Linked DNA regions of Mus musculus: region 1 is linked to region 2. The links are chromatin loops, found by intact Hi-C in ENCODE. Cell type or tissue: left cerebral cortex. All regions are shown on one strand.

What was found. A loop is a pair of places that touch in the nucleus more often than their neighbours do. Peaks named below come from ENCODE experiments on the same cell type or tissue, not always from the same donor. Only the 100,000 strongest peaks of a DNase experiment are listed, where the experiment ranks them.
Region 1: it touches region 2 in a loop (14-fold over the local background); 2 of 42 quality-filtered maps call a loop at or near these places.

What each region holds. Positions count from the first base shown.
Region 1 is chr15:64,659,448-64,667,447 of GRCm38, reverse strand. No RefSeq gene overlaps it. Among named protein-coding and RNA genes, the nearest start is that of Gm30691, 33 kb to the right of the region's middle. In left cerebral cortex, a CTCF peak has its summit at 7,872; DNase peaks (open chromatin) are centred at 2,522, 3,116 and 5,925; H3K27ac peaks cover 1,688 bases.
Region 2 is chr15:64,381,324-64,389,323 of GRCm38, reverse strand. It overlaps Asap1 (ArfGAP with SH3 domain, ankyrin repeat and PH domain1), which reads left to right and starts at 6,405. Exons shown (of 31, transcript NM_010026.3): 1 at 6,405-6,607. In left cerebral cortex, CTCF peaks have their summits at 5,466 and 7,012; DNase peaks (open chromatin) are centred at 5,385, 6,365, 6,990, 7,434 and 3 more places; H3K4me3 peaks cover 2,388 bases; H3K27ac peaks cover 5,485 bases.

The sequences.
Region 1 (8,000 bases), 280 kb before region 2:
ATGCTATTTGCTTGCCCTTCCTTGAGATCATTGCAGAAGAGCATGGAGCATGTTCCACAAATACTACTGCTCTGGCATAACAAAACTCAATTACTTAATGAGGACATAAGTAGGTGCTATTTCCTAAGATAGCTTTGTTCAACTTAAACCCTTCATGTTAGATAATCATTTATTTTTGTGATGGATAATAATAGCTTATAATCCCAAAGGATGAGTTGGATTGCCTTGAAGGAATATGATACATGGTTACATCTTTAAGAAGTGTTATATATTCTTTATCTGATCTTCTATGTCTTCTTTCTGGCATAAGCTACTACTATCCATGTGGGTCCATTTTTGAGTCTGTAAATCCTTAGGAAGATGCTATTCTGTGTCAACACCTAATTGCCATACTTCCTTAGCAAAATAAACTGTGAATGCAATACTAAAATAAAATGAAGGTGATAAACTTTAAACATCTATAGTGCATGGCATAAATTATTATGACAACCAAGATTTGTATGGGGTAGTTAAGAAAGAAAGAGATTAACATGATCAGATTTAAAGAGGGTGGGGCTGAGTTGACTCTGGAGATGGTTGTTCAATGTACAGTCAGTTAACATGTTTATACTGATCACCAAATGGCACTGCCAGATGTACCTAAGTCCTCCCATGTCCTCGTGACTTTCCTGTGTGGAACAGCCATTGCTCTCATTTCACAGCTACAAAATCTAAAGTAAAGAGAGGTCAAGTACTTGGTTAAGATTGTATAATTAGCAAACAGAATAATTTCAGACTTCCTGTATCAAAATCCTCCTGACCCCTACAGGAAGTAAGAGTGCTAGGTTTTACATAGCATGTTCATGTGGTGGGATAAAGGGGAAAGATAAATTATTTAGTTTATTGTGCCCTGAAGAACAATCCCACAGAAAATGATAGAGCTAACATGGCTTCAACACTGGAACCAAGGGGCTTGGGTCATTGTGTCTCTGCATCCACAAGTTGTTGGATATAGAAGAGACTTTAGACTCAGCAGCCTTCTTTAGCTAAAAATATCCTTTAGCCAGGCAGTGGTGGTGCATGCCTTTAATCCTAGCATTTGGGAGGCAGAGGCAGGTAGATTTCTGAGTTTGAGGCCAGCCTGGTCTACAGAGTGAGTTCCAGGACAACCAGAGCTATACAGAGAAACCCTGTCTGGAAAAACAAAACAAATTATATATATATATATATATCCTTTAGTTGTCTTATTGCTCTAACTATACCTTAAAGTACTATACTGAATAGATATAAAGAGAGTGGGCAGTCTTGTCTTGTCCCTGATTTTAGTGGAACCACTCTAAGTTTCTCTCTATTTAAGAAGATGTTCTCTTTAGGCTTCCTGTATATTGTCTTTATTGTGTTTAGGTATATTCCTTGTATCCCTGATCTCTCCAAGACTTTCATAACCCTGACCCAGAAAGATATGCATGGTATGTACTCACTCAGAGTGGATATTAGCTATAAAGCACAGGACAACCATATTACAATCCACAGACCCAAAGAAGCTAAGTAACAAAGAGGGCACAAGGGGGGGGATGCTTGAATCTCATTCAGAAGGGGAAATAAAATAGACATTGGAAGTAGATGGAGAGAGGGAACTGGCTGGGAGAGAGGGTGGGGAGGGAAACAGCGATAGGGTATGGGGAGAGTAGGAAGGCTTAGGGTTAGGGCTCTCTGAGAAGGGGAGGGCAAAATGGAAGGGAAGAGGGGTGTAAGGGTGGGCGTGAAGGAGAGAAGGGCGGGACTGTGATAGGGATGTAAAGGGAATCAATAAATTAATTAATGAATGAAAAATAAAAATAATTAATTAAAATAAAATTAATTAATTAATCATAAGTGGCTAGAACTTGGTAAACAAGACAAGAGCAGCCATAGGCTATACGCCGGGAAATACAGAGACGAGCAGCCCAGAGCTGACGGGAAGAAATGTACCTTTACTCAATGTAAGGGAAATTTGCTTTGTTGCGGTCAGTGTCAACATCTGCTTTAAGAGGATCCCTGGCCACCACAAGGAGAGTGGGCTGGGTAGACACTAGTGAGATCAGGTCAGTGAGGGGTTGTAGTAATTGTTTAGTGTGCATAACCCTCCATACTCACTTCTGCTTCCCTTCATCCATATGAGAACACTGCAAACACCTCTCAACCAGCAGCACCCCACAGACCTCTAATAAGGGGCAAGAGCATTCAAAAGGGGGGGGGGAAATGATGTATAACCCCTTTAAACTTCGTATTTTCCTTAATATCAAAAACAACTTTTTCTCATTTCAAAGCCTAGAATAGTGACTAATAAAATTAACACTTTCTCCCCCCAAACACCCTAAATTAATATCTTAGCATTCCATTTATAGTGTCCCTACCTGGAATAATTAGCACCACATGTAAAATAATGGCAGCGGTTGATGATTTTCTCCCAGGAGAGCCATTTTTAGGAAGGCTACAGATTGCGTCTTAGCGTATGCACCACCTCCGTGCCACCCCCTCCCAGCTGTTTCCTCAAGCTGGGTGCCCACTCACCTGACTGAGTGCAGTTCTCATGGTACTGGAGCATCTCTGAGAAGGGGAGACAAGGATGCAGCACAAAGACATTCAACGTGCAGCACTTAACTAAGCTAAGCACAGCAGTAGCATCACAGACATCCTGTGCTGAGAGCTTGCTATAGGTCAAGCACTATGTTAAGTGAGAGTTGGAAACATCTTCCCGAGGTACTAACAAGTCTCACCAATTCATTGCTAGCTTATTGCACAGGATCACACTAGAATTGAGCAGTATCTCCAGCTCAGGAAAATGCCACCAGCCATGTATGTAGAAAACAATATGGCAATTGCTTTGGCTTACAAAAAAAAAAAAATTCAGTCCTTGACCTTTCCAAATGTTAACTTACATAATCATCTATTTTCCAACCCTGAGTGTAAATCTGGATTTTCTCCTTTCCTTCCATGCTAAGTTGCTCACTAATTAAAGTTTTTTCCCCATCTCCCTAGCAGCTTATGCTAATCCCAAGAAGGCTAATTCTCTCATAGAAAACTTTCTGTGTGAATTTCTATGTCAAATTGCCTGGATTGGTCCTGGATAAGTCCTCCCAATCTGTTACATCTGGGAGGGCCATGGAAGCACGTTCCAAGAACAATTCCATATTTTGCAGACTCTGACATCACAAGACTCTTGTCTTGCTCCCTTAGAGTTTTCTCATAAGCACTGAGAATTCTCCTTGCGCCGGCTCCATTCTTGAACCATATTCCAACAGCTGAGGCAATATCTTAGTCATTAAAGTACTTGCCTTTCCAGCACAGAATTCTGAATTTGACCACAAGAGCCCATGTTTAAAATGATAGGTTTAAGCGGCAAGCACTTATAACCCCAGTGTTAGGGAAGGTGGACACTGGTCCATCCCTTGGGTTTGCTGGCCAGTCAGTCTAGCCTACGTGGAGAGTTCCCGGCTAAGAAGAGTCCCTGGCAGGGGTTGCGGGAGGAGAGAGTACCTAAGGATCAGCAGTCAAAGTTGTCCTCTGATCTCTACACAGGCACACAAATGGTGGGGGTGGGAGGCAATATTTAGCTCAGTTTTGTAGGCTCAGGGTCAGAGCACATATATCATCTTAGCTCCAGTCAGTGACCTTTTTAGCCATATGATATGATGTTGGAAGAATATGCATTTTAAGAGTGTACACCAGAGGCAGAGGTTCCTTTCCCAAGGAAATCTAGAGAGAGGCTAAGTGATGGCAGTCTCAGTCCTTTCTAACAACTCTCTCACAGAGAGACTCTCTGAACCCCATGAAAAATGTCTTAGTTTCTTCTCGGGGCACCCCCTCCATTGGTCAAAGGTCTTCCCACCAGGCTTTACTTCCTCAACGTTTTATCTGCTTCTTTCTCAGAGTGGTCCCTGGAGCTGGAGATGAAGCTGAAAAAGGACTGTGATGCTTTCAGTACACTAACTGCATCGTAATAAAATGCTTTGTGACTTCCAGGGTCTGGCAAGATGGCTCAGCTGTTGGGTGCTTTCAGAATACCTGAGTTTGGTTCCCAGCACCCATATCAGATACTTATAATGCTAATGTCAGCTCCAGGGAATGATGACTTCTGGCCTTCACAAACACACACACACACACACACACACACACACACACACACACACACCACACACACACACACTCACACACACACAAACACATCACTGAGATCACATCCTTGGGTCCCCCTTATCTCTCATGCCACCATGGAGGATTACCCCAAAAGCCCAACTGCCTCCACTTTTCAAATACTAAATTATACTGTCCACTTTCTCTTTATCCTCCACCAACTGCCACTTTTATCCAAGTCACATCTGCCTCATCTGCCCCATTGCTAAACACTGGGCTGTCACTCTTACTCTATTGTACAATTTTTAAAGAAATACTGAACCGATGAAAGAGTAAGTCAGATATTCCCACCCTTTTCCTCAAACCTGCCAGAATTTTTCTACCTCTGAGTATCCAGTAAGTCATTATGATCCCCAAAAGAGGAACACAGGCTTCCCTCCTTTATCTCATTACAACTCCTGTTTCTCTTGTTCTCTATTCCACCTTTGCTGGTTTGGGGGGTGGGGTGGGAGTGTTGTCTTGTTTTGTTCTTAAATGCATAGTGCATCTCTGCCTCAGGATCTTTGTGTTGCCTCCGGGTGAATGTCTTTCCATTCATCAATTAAGACCTCAATTCAGATCTCTCTCTCTCTCTCTCTCTCTCTCTCTCTCTCTCTCTCTCTCTCTCTCTCCCTCTCCCCCTCCCCCTCCCCCTCCCCCTCCCCCTCCCCCTCCCCCTCCCCCTCCCCCTCCCCCTCCCCCTCCCCCTCTCCCTCTCCCTCTCCCTCTCCGGCTCCAATCTTGGCCCAAATCTTATCTTCTTCAAAAGATCTCCCCTGAAACCCACTCAGCTCTCACACATTACACTATGTCCTTGTAATCTATTTATTGCATGGTAGTTCTGCTATACTATAAAGCATGTGGCAATAAATGTTTTCTATGTGCTTAGTAATGCATCTACAGTGTGCAAAAAGGTGTCTGATACAGGGAATGTATCCCTTCTCGGTTGTACCCGATCCAACTACAGACCGAATGCTTTTCTATAGATAGACCAAACAGACAAAATGCAAATATTATCGTATACCATTCGCATTCAAAGAGAAAATCAACTACCCAACCGGAAATGCTCCACTTCCAGAGGGATCCAAACAACGGGAAGCTCCCCGTGGTTCCCTTTGTGTCCTGAACAAGGGACATCAGGCCTGGTTTCATTTTTGTCGTTGTAACAAATTCAAGCACATCACATCCACACTCAAAACAGAGAGAAATGGATGCGCTAATGCTGACTGCTCACTGCTTCTGCTGTCCTCTAGCTGTCCGTTGTCCTGCAGAGTTCAGGAACCTTGTCCAGACAACAGCGCCACCTGCGGCTTCCTACACCAATAAACAATCAAGACCATCTACCAAAAACATGCCCATAGGCCAATTTGACCCGAACAGTTCCTTATTAAAACTCTCTCCCAAGATAATTTTAGGTTATGGCAAGTTGAGATTTTAAACTAATCATAATATCTAAGGCCACTCCCACCTCTAAGGCTCTTCTCTGAGTCCCACTCTTTCTAAAAATCAAAGCTGCTGTCCCTTTATCCCAAAGCAGCCTGCTCTTTCGTCTCCCATGGCCTGGGACCCAACATTGAGTCCATGGAAACCCCACTTCTCTGTCTGGTGAATCAACACAGCCGACATAAATTAAAGAGCAGGGCACGAATAGAGTGTGTTTAATGCGACACTGCCGGAGTGCAATCCAAAGCCTGTCTTCAAAGTGTAAGTACCTCCCCGCAGAGAAAGATATTCTTCATGGCTAACATAGAGAAAGTAGGGCAGGAACTGAGCAGTGATAAGCTTCGGTGTGGACTGCTCACAGAGGAGGCATTTATCGGCTCACGTACCGCGCAGTATGGAGATGCTCTGCCCTGCAATGTGCTAATGGGCCCTTGCAGTTTTCCTGGTTTTTGTTTGTTTGTTTGTTTGTTTTTGTTTTGTTTTGTTTTTGTTGTTCTTAATGCTCAGTTATGCATGTTAGGGAGAAGTCATGGAAATGAACTGTTCGCTGGGTTTCCCCACTACCATCCTAGAAGATATCTCTCTTCTTCCACATAAGACCGCCAACAACTGGAGCAGGGGCTCTCCCTAAAGCTGTAGCCTGACTGTGGTATCCTTTCCCCAACAGGGCTGCCTTGTCTGGCCTCAGTGGGAGAGAATGCACCTAGTCTGGCAGAGACTTGATGCACCAGGGTACAGGAATACTCAGAAGCACCCCACTTTCTCAGAGAACAAGAGGAGGGAGAAGGAAGGAGGGTTTTAGTGGGCAGGAGAACCGGGAGGGAACAGCACTTGGGATGTAAATAAATAAATAATAAAGATTCCCTAGAAAAAGAAACAAAACTCACAATATCAAAAAATTAAAAGAAACAAAAGATTCTTTTCTTTTCTTTTAAGAGAGAGAAAAATAATAAAGTTGAGTAGGTAGGTAAGAGGTCTGGGAGGACTGGGTAAGTGGAAAAATATCATTAAAATATATCATATTAAGTTTTTTCAATGAATAAAATAAATAAATCCCATCATATGCTCAATTAAGTTTAACCACACACAGGGCAAGCACTGTATCACCCAACCCTTTAAGATTGTTAATTAATTTGCCCTGTCTGGCTACAAAGTTTTTATGACAAGGTTGTCTGTGACAACGACCCTATGATGATTCTAAGAGAAATAATGGATTTTTTTGTTGTTGTTGTTTCCTTCCTGAGAGAGGAATGATGCCTTCTTTGCGAACTCTTTATCTGTCAGAATATAAACTTTATGATTTTCATGTGTTTGCTGTGCAGGACATGTGCGTATTTGTGAATATTGGCAAATGTGTGTGTGTGTGAACACATATGTTATTGTGTGTCAAGGCCAGAAGTTGACATCAGGTGTCTTCCTCTACTACTCTCTGCCTTATATGCTGAGTCAGGGTTTCTCACTAAACCTGAAAATTGCTGATTCAGTGAAACTAGCAATTAGCCAGCATTCTCCAAGGCTACCTCGTCTCTGCCTCCTGAAAGCTGAGATTATGGGCAGGTCACCAAACTAGGATTTGAACTCTGGTCTTCATACTTACCCACTGACCCATGTCTGTAACTCCAGTCTATGATTTATATTGAATGCTAAAAGTAATTGTAGATCTATGGTTGATGGCAGTATGTGTATTTATTTCTACTGCCTAAGAAATTAGCTGCTATTGATTGAACACAATAAATAATACAGGATAGACTACTTACATAAGGGCCTCTGTAAAAGTTTTGGAGACCAGTATGTCATATGAAGGGAATATCACTTGAGACAATTTTAGTGATAATGTATTCAACACATGAATATACATTCAGTTATCATGATTAATCTCTTTTTATCTACTATATATATATATATATATATAGTCACTTCTGTGTACCAAGGACTCAAGAGTTATCTATTGAGAGAGATATGAAAGATATGGAGATATTGGAGGTAGAAATGGGGTATATGTAATATTTTATTGAAATCTGAAGAATAAAAGTGATTCCACAGCTGATGCAGAGATATAGAGCCACTATCCTAATCCATGCAGGCTATATGCCAACAGCAACAACAAAAACAGACCAAACACCGATACACAAGAGAAATCTGTTGCTTGTAGAGAAGTCCACATTCAAAGAGCCAACAAACTTGACAGCTGGTGAGAATTTATCCTTCACAGAAGGTGTCTCCTGTGTGTTCTCATATGGTAGAAGGAAAAACAAGAGTCCCACCATCTCCCTCAGGCACTAATGTGTCCCTAGTGGCCAAAAAGCATACAAAAGGTTCCAACTCCCCCCATTATTACAGTGGGTATAATTTGTCACTTATACACTTGGGATGATGCAAGCACATAAGATATCCTATGACACTATCAAATTTGTTAATTAGGA
Region 2 (8,000 bases):
TCACATTGAAACTGCAGTAAAGAATCAGTAAAGAGAGAGGAACCATAGTGGTTAGCTCACTTTCTCACCCTTTCCCAGTCTGTGGAGTGGTGTTGCCCAAAAATTAAGGTAGCTCTTTCCGACCTCAGCTAACCTAATCTAGACAATCTCTCACGAGTATTCCTAGGGCTGGTCTCCTAGGTGATTCTAGATCCTGCCAAGTTGATTATATTAACATTGAAGTGGATACTGAAGTGTTCTTCAGAAAGTCGGTTGGTTGGTATTTTGAAAGACTAAGGCAGATTCGTGGAAGAACATGTGATGAGGGATTCTTTGCTAAGAACACAGATGTATTTGTCTGCCTTACATTGTGTAATTGAACTCTCTTTGTCAGGACTCTGTAGAGGGAACTGCACCAAAAAACTCTTGGTGATTTGTTGAGGCTTTTTTGCTGCTTCCATGGTCTTGGGCTGATTGTCAGAGTGCTGTTAGCTGAAACACGTGCATGTGCTCATGTGCTAAGGCAAGGCACATGGAGGACACGTGGTGTTTGGAGGGTATATAGGACTGGATGGACAGTGTCCGAGAGAGATCTTGGCTTGCTGGTAGAGTTGCTGTTCAATGCTTGTGAGTCTCACAACTTTTGGAGACAATCTTGATACATAGCTCAGATTGGCTTCAAATTCACCACATAGCTCAGGTAGGCCTCCCCAATGCTGGAATTATAGGCATGTGCAACCACCAACTCTACATCACACTCTTCAGCCAAAGATTCCTTTGGGCCCCTTCCTTTCCTCATATTGATCTCTTTTTGTGAAAGGCTATTTGTGATGGCCAGGGACAACTGTCAACTCAAGAGAATCTCTTGGTTGTATTAATCGAGGGGGGTGGGACCACTACCCACTCTGGTTGACACCAATCCCGTGGCTGAGATCCTTGACTTTACATGTGGAGAAAAGAGCTGCAGCCTGTGTTCACTGTTTCCTGGTTTTAGATTGTGAATGCGCTGGGAGCAGCTGCTTTAAGATCCCACTGCCTTGACTCTCCCACTGTAATGATGCACCCTGAACTCTGAGCCCAAATAAACTTCCCCTGTTATTACTTCAACAAGAAAGAAGCTAAGGCACTGGCTTCCCTCCAGTCCTGCCTGAGAAACTCACTCTCCCTTTGTCTAACACCTCAGTTTCTTCATGCAAATGGGGATGGTAAATAGTCCCTACATTATAGCTCTGTTATAGTGTTGTGAGTGTTAAATGATTGTTAATATCATAAATATAGGTTCCACCTATAGTGAGCACTCAGTGACAGCTCGTTCTTTTATCAATGGGGACGTGATCCCACGAGGCGACAATCATTTGACATGCTTCACGTATATTTCCCAAAGGCCAGGAGTACTTTTTACTTTGTCTGGAAGAAAAACTTGCTCACATGTAGTTCCTTGCCCGTATTTCTAATCACTCAAGTTCCACTGCAGGCTCCAATCTCTCTCTCTTCTTTCTGCAGTTCATGTGCAGATGTCCACCACCTCCAGAATGTCCTCCTGTCTTTAATATGTCTGTGAGGTCGAGATCTACAGACCCCAATTTCAAAATGTTTACTGGATGTAACATCAGAGCCTAAATACTACCAAGAGTCGCAGTTGATGACTGAGGGTCACCACTCTGTCTGAAACCAGTACTTAGATGAATGGTTAATTTTATTCTCACAACTTCATTTGACAGATAAAAACAAAACTACAGAATATGTAAGCCCAGAGAAGGGAATAAAGTCTTGAAAGGTCAATAAAGACAGAAGACAATAAAGTCAGGATTTGAACTGGAAACAAATGCTTCTATCCAAAAGTTCCTTTTTTTCTTTTCTTTTCTTTTTTTTTTTTTTTTTGAGGAATTGGGGGGAGGGGCGCATTTTGAGGCAGGTCCCAAGTAGCCCAGGCTAGAACTCCATATATAGCCAGGATGATGTTGAACTCTTATTCTGTCTGTCTTCACCTCTGAAATGCTGGGATTAGAGGTATGAGCTATCACATCTGTTTTGTGTTATTGTTTTGTCTAAGATAAGGTCTCCCTGTGTAGCTCAAGTTGGCTTTAAACCTATAATCTTCCTGCCTCAGCCTGTAGAGTAATAGGAGTACAGGCATGTACTACCATGCCCAGATCAAGTGTTCTCTCCCCGCCCCCATCCCATGTGTGTGTGTGTGTGTGTGTGTTTAAGCCAGAGGTTGACATCAAATATCTTTCTTAATCTCTCTCCATTATTATTATTAATTATTAATATTAATTATTATTATTAACATACATTCTCTCATTGAACCTGGAGGTCACCAGTTATACTAGATTACTGGCCAGCAGACCCAGGGGTCTTCCTGTCTCTGGCTCCCTAGTTCTTGGATGACAAGGAAGGCTTTTCCCATGGGTGCTAGAAATCAAACTCAGGGGCCTTATGCTTAAGCAGTACATACTTTGCTGACTGAGCCATCTCCCCAGCCTCCAGAGTGTTCACTTTCTGATAATTCTATGATTAGCTGAGGATGAGAAAAAGATGATAGAAAAGAGCTCCTGCCTGGGAGGCAATTTTGCTGCCAGGAGACACTGGACAATGTCTAGTGATAGCTTTGGTTCTTTGGGCTAGGTTTTGTTGCTGATGTCCAGTGGACTGCTGCCAGGAATGTTGTTCAATGTCCTACGATGTGTACGAAGCCCCTCGTAATAAGGTACCAACTTATTATACCAACAGCTCTAAGAATGATACCCAGCACTGGGGAAATCCGAGCAAAGCAAGACAGTGAGGAGCTGGCATAGGGTGTTGCCTTCTTAGGTGCCAACTCCCCCTCTTACCAACTGTGCAGGCTCCTCTACCTCCCCCTCCCCCCCTCCCCCCTCAAGCCTGGCCCCTACCCCAGCCCTGCAAAGCCTGAGACTCTTAACCACACCCACACTGCCTTCTCTGCACCAAGCACAAACAGGAACTCATTACCTTCCTCCTCAGAATCTTCTCCTTCTCCCTCTTTGTGATGGTTAAAAATACCCCCTCCTCCTCTCCCTCCTCCTCCTCACAGGTGAGCACCATTGTCCCTCCTATGTGCCCTGCACCCCCATCAGCCAGCACACAGTGCCAGCTGTCTCCTAACTCTTCCCTCAGCCTCACTGCTCCTGATTCACTAACATACTTGGACCCAAAATAGCTTCTCATTCCGTTTTCGTCATGAGGTTGAAGGCGTTTTATATCAACCTCATTTGATTGTCCTGATCACGAATTTCGTAAGGAATTCAACTAGGGGAACTTTAGAGATCCACTTAATTCCTATCTATGAATCTAGGATAAATTCATGATGCTCTGGATATTATCAGCTGGCCTTCCCCTCCAGTGGACTAAGTGGTTCTCCCATAGTTCAGAGCCTGCCCCATCCCGCTTTCCTCCGGTGGGCCCCCCCAGTTCTGCCTCTGCAGATGCAACTGCTCCAACAGAACCTTCCCGTCCCCCACAGACGCTGGCATGCCTGGCCATCTTTGAGAAGCCTCCACCCTTGCCTCCCACGTGCTAGACAGCCACATTTCTCAAAAGAGTTGTCTACACTTGCAGGCTCCCACTCGTTCCACAACCCACTGCAATCTGGCTTCCGATCCCTTTGCTCCATCCACACAGCCCCGGTAGAAGTCAGTAGCCTTGCACTGTCCAGTGCAATAGATGCTCATCTCTCGATCCTCACAGGACTGAATTTTCTGGGATATTTATGAGTGTTGGCCATCTCCTGTCTTTGAGAGTAATTTCTTCCCTTGACCCCCTGGTCCTTTCCTGCTTCCGTCTTCCATGCGATTTAAGAGTATATTCAGCTACAGCTGGTACCCATGGCTTCAACTCCCAGGAAAGGCAGTATGGATAGCAAAGAGTTAGGAGACTAGAGCTCCTCCACTCACTAACTATTTGGCTTCAGGCAAGTCACTCAACATTCAGGTGCCTCAGTTTCCTTAACTATAAAATAGTGCAAAAGTGTTTTAGTCTTTTTGGTTTCTGTTACTGAACGTGCACCTTACCTTCCAGTATTACCCAACTATGAGGCCTGTTCATGCTATCTTGGCTCAGGCACATAGGGAGTGCCCAGACAGTCAGCGTGAATTTATAGATAACATGCTGTTCTGAATTGAGTTGTCTCAGAAGCAAAACTGGAGACCAGGAGTTAGGTACGGTTACTTCATCTGGGAAGTGAACCCAAGCAGAACAAAGGAGGGAGGAGAAAAGGGGGGAGGGGTGAATAGTGAAAGGATGGGTTAATTTCTTGCTTGTCTGTTTGGAGAACAAATGCAAAGAAACTATTGGGTCCCTTGGCCAATGCTAAGCAGATTTAATTCACCTTGGTCCTAAGGCCTTCCTTAGAGCAAGGGGTCATTAATGTGGACCCTTCCCTTCCCTTCCCTTCACTGCAGAATGGCTTGCCATTTAATATGACATATAATGCAACAAGTAGTCTTTTTGGTTTTTTGAGACTGGGTCTCAAGCAGCTTAGGTGAGGTTCAAATTCCCTATGTATCTAAACACGACCTTGAACTTCTCATCCTTCCGAGAGCTGGGAGTACAGGCATGTGCCACCATGCCCTGGCCCAATAGTCAAGACCTTTAATGAGGAGATGCTGGGGAAGCACAGAGGAGGGCATAATTAACTGGTGATGTGCCAAAGAGACTACAGTTATGTCAACTGACAGTCCTAATTGTTCACAGCGTTCATTTCCCAGGACCATTAGCAGAGCCCACTGGAGCTTCTTCCATTACACTGAACACTTCACATCAAGTCTCTGAGTAAAGGATTCAGGGAGCTGAGGGAGAGAGTGAATTGGCATGCTTGGATGACAGATTTGGATTTCTAGTCTTTGCCCCTTATATCCAACATGTGCTGACTGAGGGGCTCCCATGTGCTCGTATGGTTCTTGGCACTGAGAGTGGGAACACAAGAGACAGTCAAGAATTCTGCTGTGATGCAGCTTAGCCATGGGGAAATGTTAAGCAAGCATCCGGAAAGATACAATAGAGACAGGAGCTATGCAGCAACAGGACCAGGGGCAGGATGTTGGGAGAGGTGCGGGTGGTGAGGATGTGGGGGTGTCAGACACAGTGGATCAAACGGTGAACTGTGAGGGCCCGACTTCTGCTCTGTGATTTATCTGCCGACCTCAGTTGGGTAGAGGTTCTTTCCAATAGGATGGTGGCTATGAGGGGCAGGCATTCCAGGTTCTTGGGGCCCAGCTTGGAGCTTTACCTGTGACCTGTAACTACAGAAAGTGTTGAAGAAGAGACATGCCTTTGGGTGCCAAGCACAGGTCTGTTTGTCCTTGGGAGATAGAGCTGGTACCCAAGTTTCAGTTCCCAGCATGGTCATTTCAGTTCTCACTTGCCCACACGCGGTCCTTCCTCTATGTCTTGAGAGTCAGAGGAATCTCAAACACTCAAGTAAAACCACCAAACTGCAGCCTACAGGTAAAGTGTGGCATTTCCTCGGGAAACCACAATGAATCACTCCCCATGGCAGCCCAGACTCCCTGGCTAGTTCTCCTAACCCCCCTGGAGCAGCTCAAGGCTTATTAACGCGCCCTCCCCCCAAGTCTCCCACCCTCAGGTTAAGAACAAAATCTCCAATCTTGTGAGGCCTGGTGAGTTTCTAATTTTACCAGAAAGGGGTCTCTACTACGCAGTGGCTGATCTTTTCTTCTTCAGACAGCAGTTTCTGGAAGACTCAAAGAAAAATAATCACCAGTAATTAGGGAGAAACTGACACCCTTGGGCCAGACCTGCCCCCGAGCTAGGTCCACACAGACATGCAGAACACACAGCCCACAAGTTAGAAGCCTCCCTTCTCTGACATCTCTAGTGTGCAGTAATACCCAAGCACAGATATCATTGATGTCTCCAACATGCCAGTCTAAGCATCTTGTTTTCAAATTAAGTCTACGAACACTCCTTTCTTGATTGGGAAACTAAGCCTCAAGGAAGTATCACTTGCAGGAAAGAGAAAAAGGCCATTTTCCAACCAGGGTTCAGAGCCTGGAATGCTCGAATGCTAGCCAGATCATCTCTGTGCTATCCAAAAGGTTTTGCCTCCAGGCACTGGGTAAGAAGATAGAAATCCACGGAAAGGAACAGGAGAAAGTAGCCTAGGAGAAGACAGTGCAGGATGGGAGAGAGGCCACAGTCTTTTGGTGTCCCAGCTTTAGCAAGCCCCACTTCAAGGCCAAGGTTCTCTGCTGATAAGCCCCACCTCTGCCTTCTGTGGCCAAGAAGGAGGCCCACCCCATGAATCTCCTACACTGCCCTATACTCCTGTGCCCTGAAGTGTGCCCGGCGGGCCAAGGGTTAAACGCGGCGGGAGCCCCCGGAGCGGGGCAGCCGCGGGCCGGGAGTGCTTAGTCAGGATTCCGATTTCCTGCCGAAGTGTTTGGATTTCCTGCAGCCCGCTCCCGCCGCCGCCACCGCCGCCGCCGCCGAGCGGGCTCGAGAGAGCGGCTCCGCGTCGCCGGCCTCCTCCTCCCCCCTCCTCGGCACATGGTCGCCCGCCCCTTCCTGCGCCGCGCTCGGCTCCCGCGCCTCGCCCGGCCTCGCCGCGCCCGCGATGGAATAATGCCCAGCGGCCCGCCCGGTCCCGGTGAGTGGCGAGGCGGCGGGGCGGCGGGAACAGGCGCGGTGGGGCGCTGCACGGCCACCCGCACACCCCCTGTGGGCTCCGGGTGTCCCCGTCCGTCCGCAGAGCACCAGCCGGGGGCGTGCGGGGCGCGCGGCCGGCTCTGCAGGGGTTGGCCGGGCGGCCCGGGGATTCCGCAGCCGCAGCGCCGGAGCGCACGTTCCCCTGCTCCGCGGAGGAGACCCGGGTTGGGGGTGTGCGCCCGGGGCGCAAGGCTCCCCGCTCCGGGAGGAGGCCCGGGCAGACGCCGGGGCGCTCCCGGAGTCCGCTGGGGCGCTTTCTCTGTCCTCCCGGGCACTCTCCCCTCCCATTGGGACTCTCTCCTTCTCCTCTGGGGTGCTCTCCCGGCCCTTGGGGGCGCTTTCCTTCTCCTCGGCACTTTTCCCGGTTCTCCAGGGGCGCTCTCTCCCTGCGCGGCGGGGAGGCGCGGGCATTGGCCGCCGCATTGTCTCGGGCGCAGCGGAGGAAAGTTCCCCTCGGCGCGGGTCCCGGCCTGGACATGGCGCTGCCTGGCAGGCCCCAGACCACTTAAAAGGAAAAGAAACAGGGAATGGGGGGGGGGGGGGGAGTGGTAATTCCCCTTGGGAGCTGAGAAGTGCCTTATGTCTTCTTCCGCTTGTACCATTTTGGAACCTGATGCTTTTTATGAGAGCAACAGTAAGTTTAAACGAGAGCGAGAAAAAAAATAGAAAGAAAGAAACTAGCTGGTATCTGGTTTTCTGCTGTTTAATCCATCCAGAGACATCATCTCACGCCCTCGTAGGGCGGGTTCTTTTTATCAAGGAAAGGCTTAGCCAGGTCTAGACCAAGTTAACTTGACCTTAGCCTTAGCTGTACAGATGCAAAAGACCATTTCCCCCCTTCCATCGACTCCATCAGGTTGTGTTAGCAGGATTGCTTCTGGGATAGCAGTGGTACAGGATTGCTGAGTAATGTTTTGAGATTGTAAAACACAGCATGTAATTCTTAGGCCAGTTTCATGTCTATCCTAGCCTGAGTGGCCAGGTCTTCTTGGCGGGCCGTTGGAAGGCCCCTGTGTAGTGGCCATTGGGAGAGGGGCTTGATGGGGGGTGGGGTGCTATAGAAGAAAAGAATCTCGGAAAACAACTGTTTTCTCTTTTAATGTGGAAGAGATTCAGAAAGATTCTATGGACACAACTACTTGGTGGCCTGGCCAGGAATAGCTTACTTCCAAGCCTCTAAACTCCCTGGCCTGGCCACCCTGATTATGCCAGATTGTGATCTGCCAGCCCTAAACCAGGAGTGTTACTGTGTCTTTCAACTCTCTCCACTTTAGCACCTTCTCCTGTTCTCTTATCTGTTATTGCTGTTGTTTCTGAGCTATGCAGTTATCTCA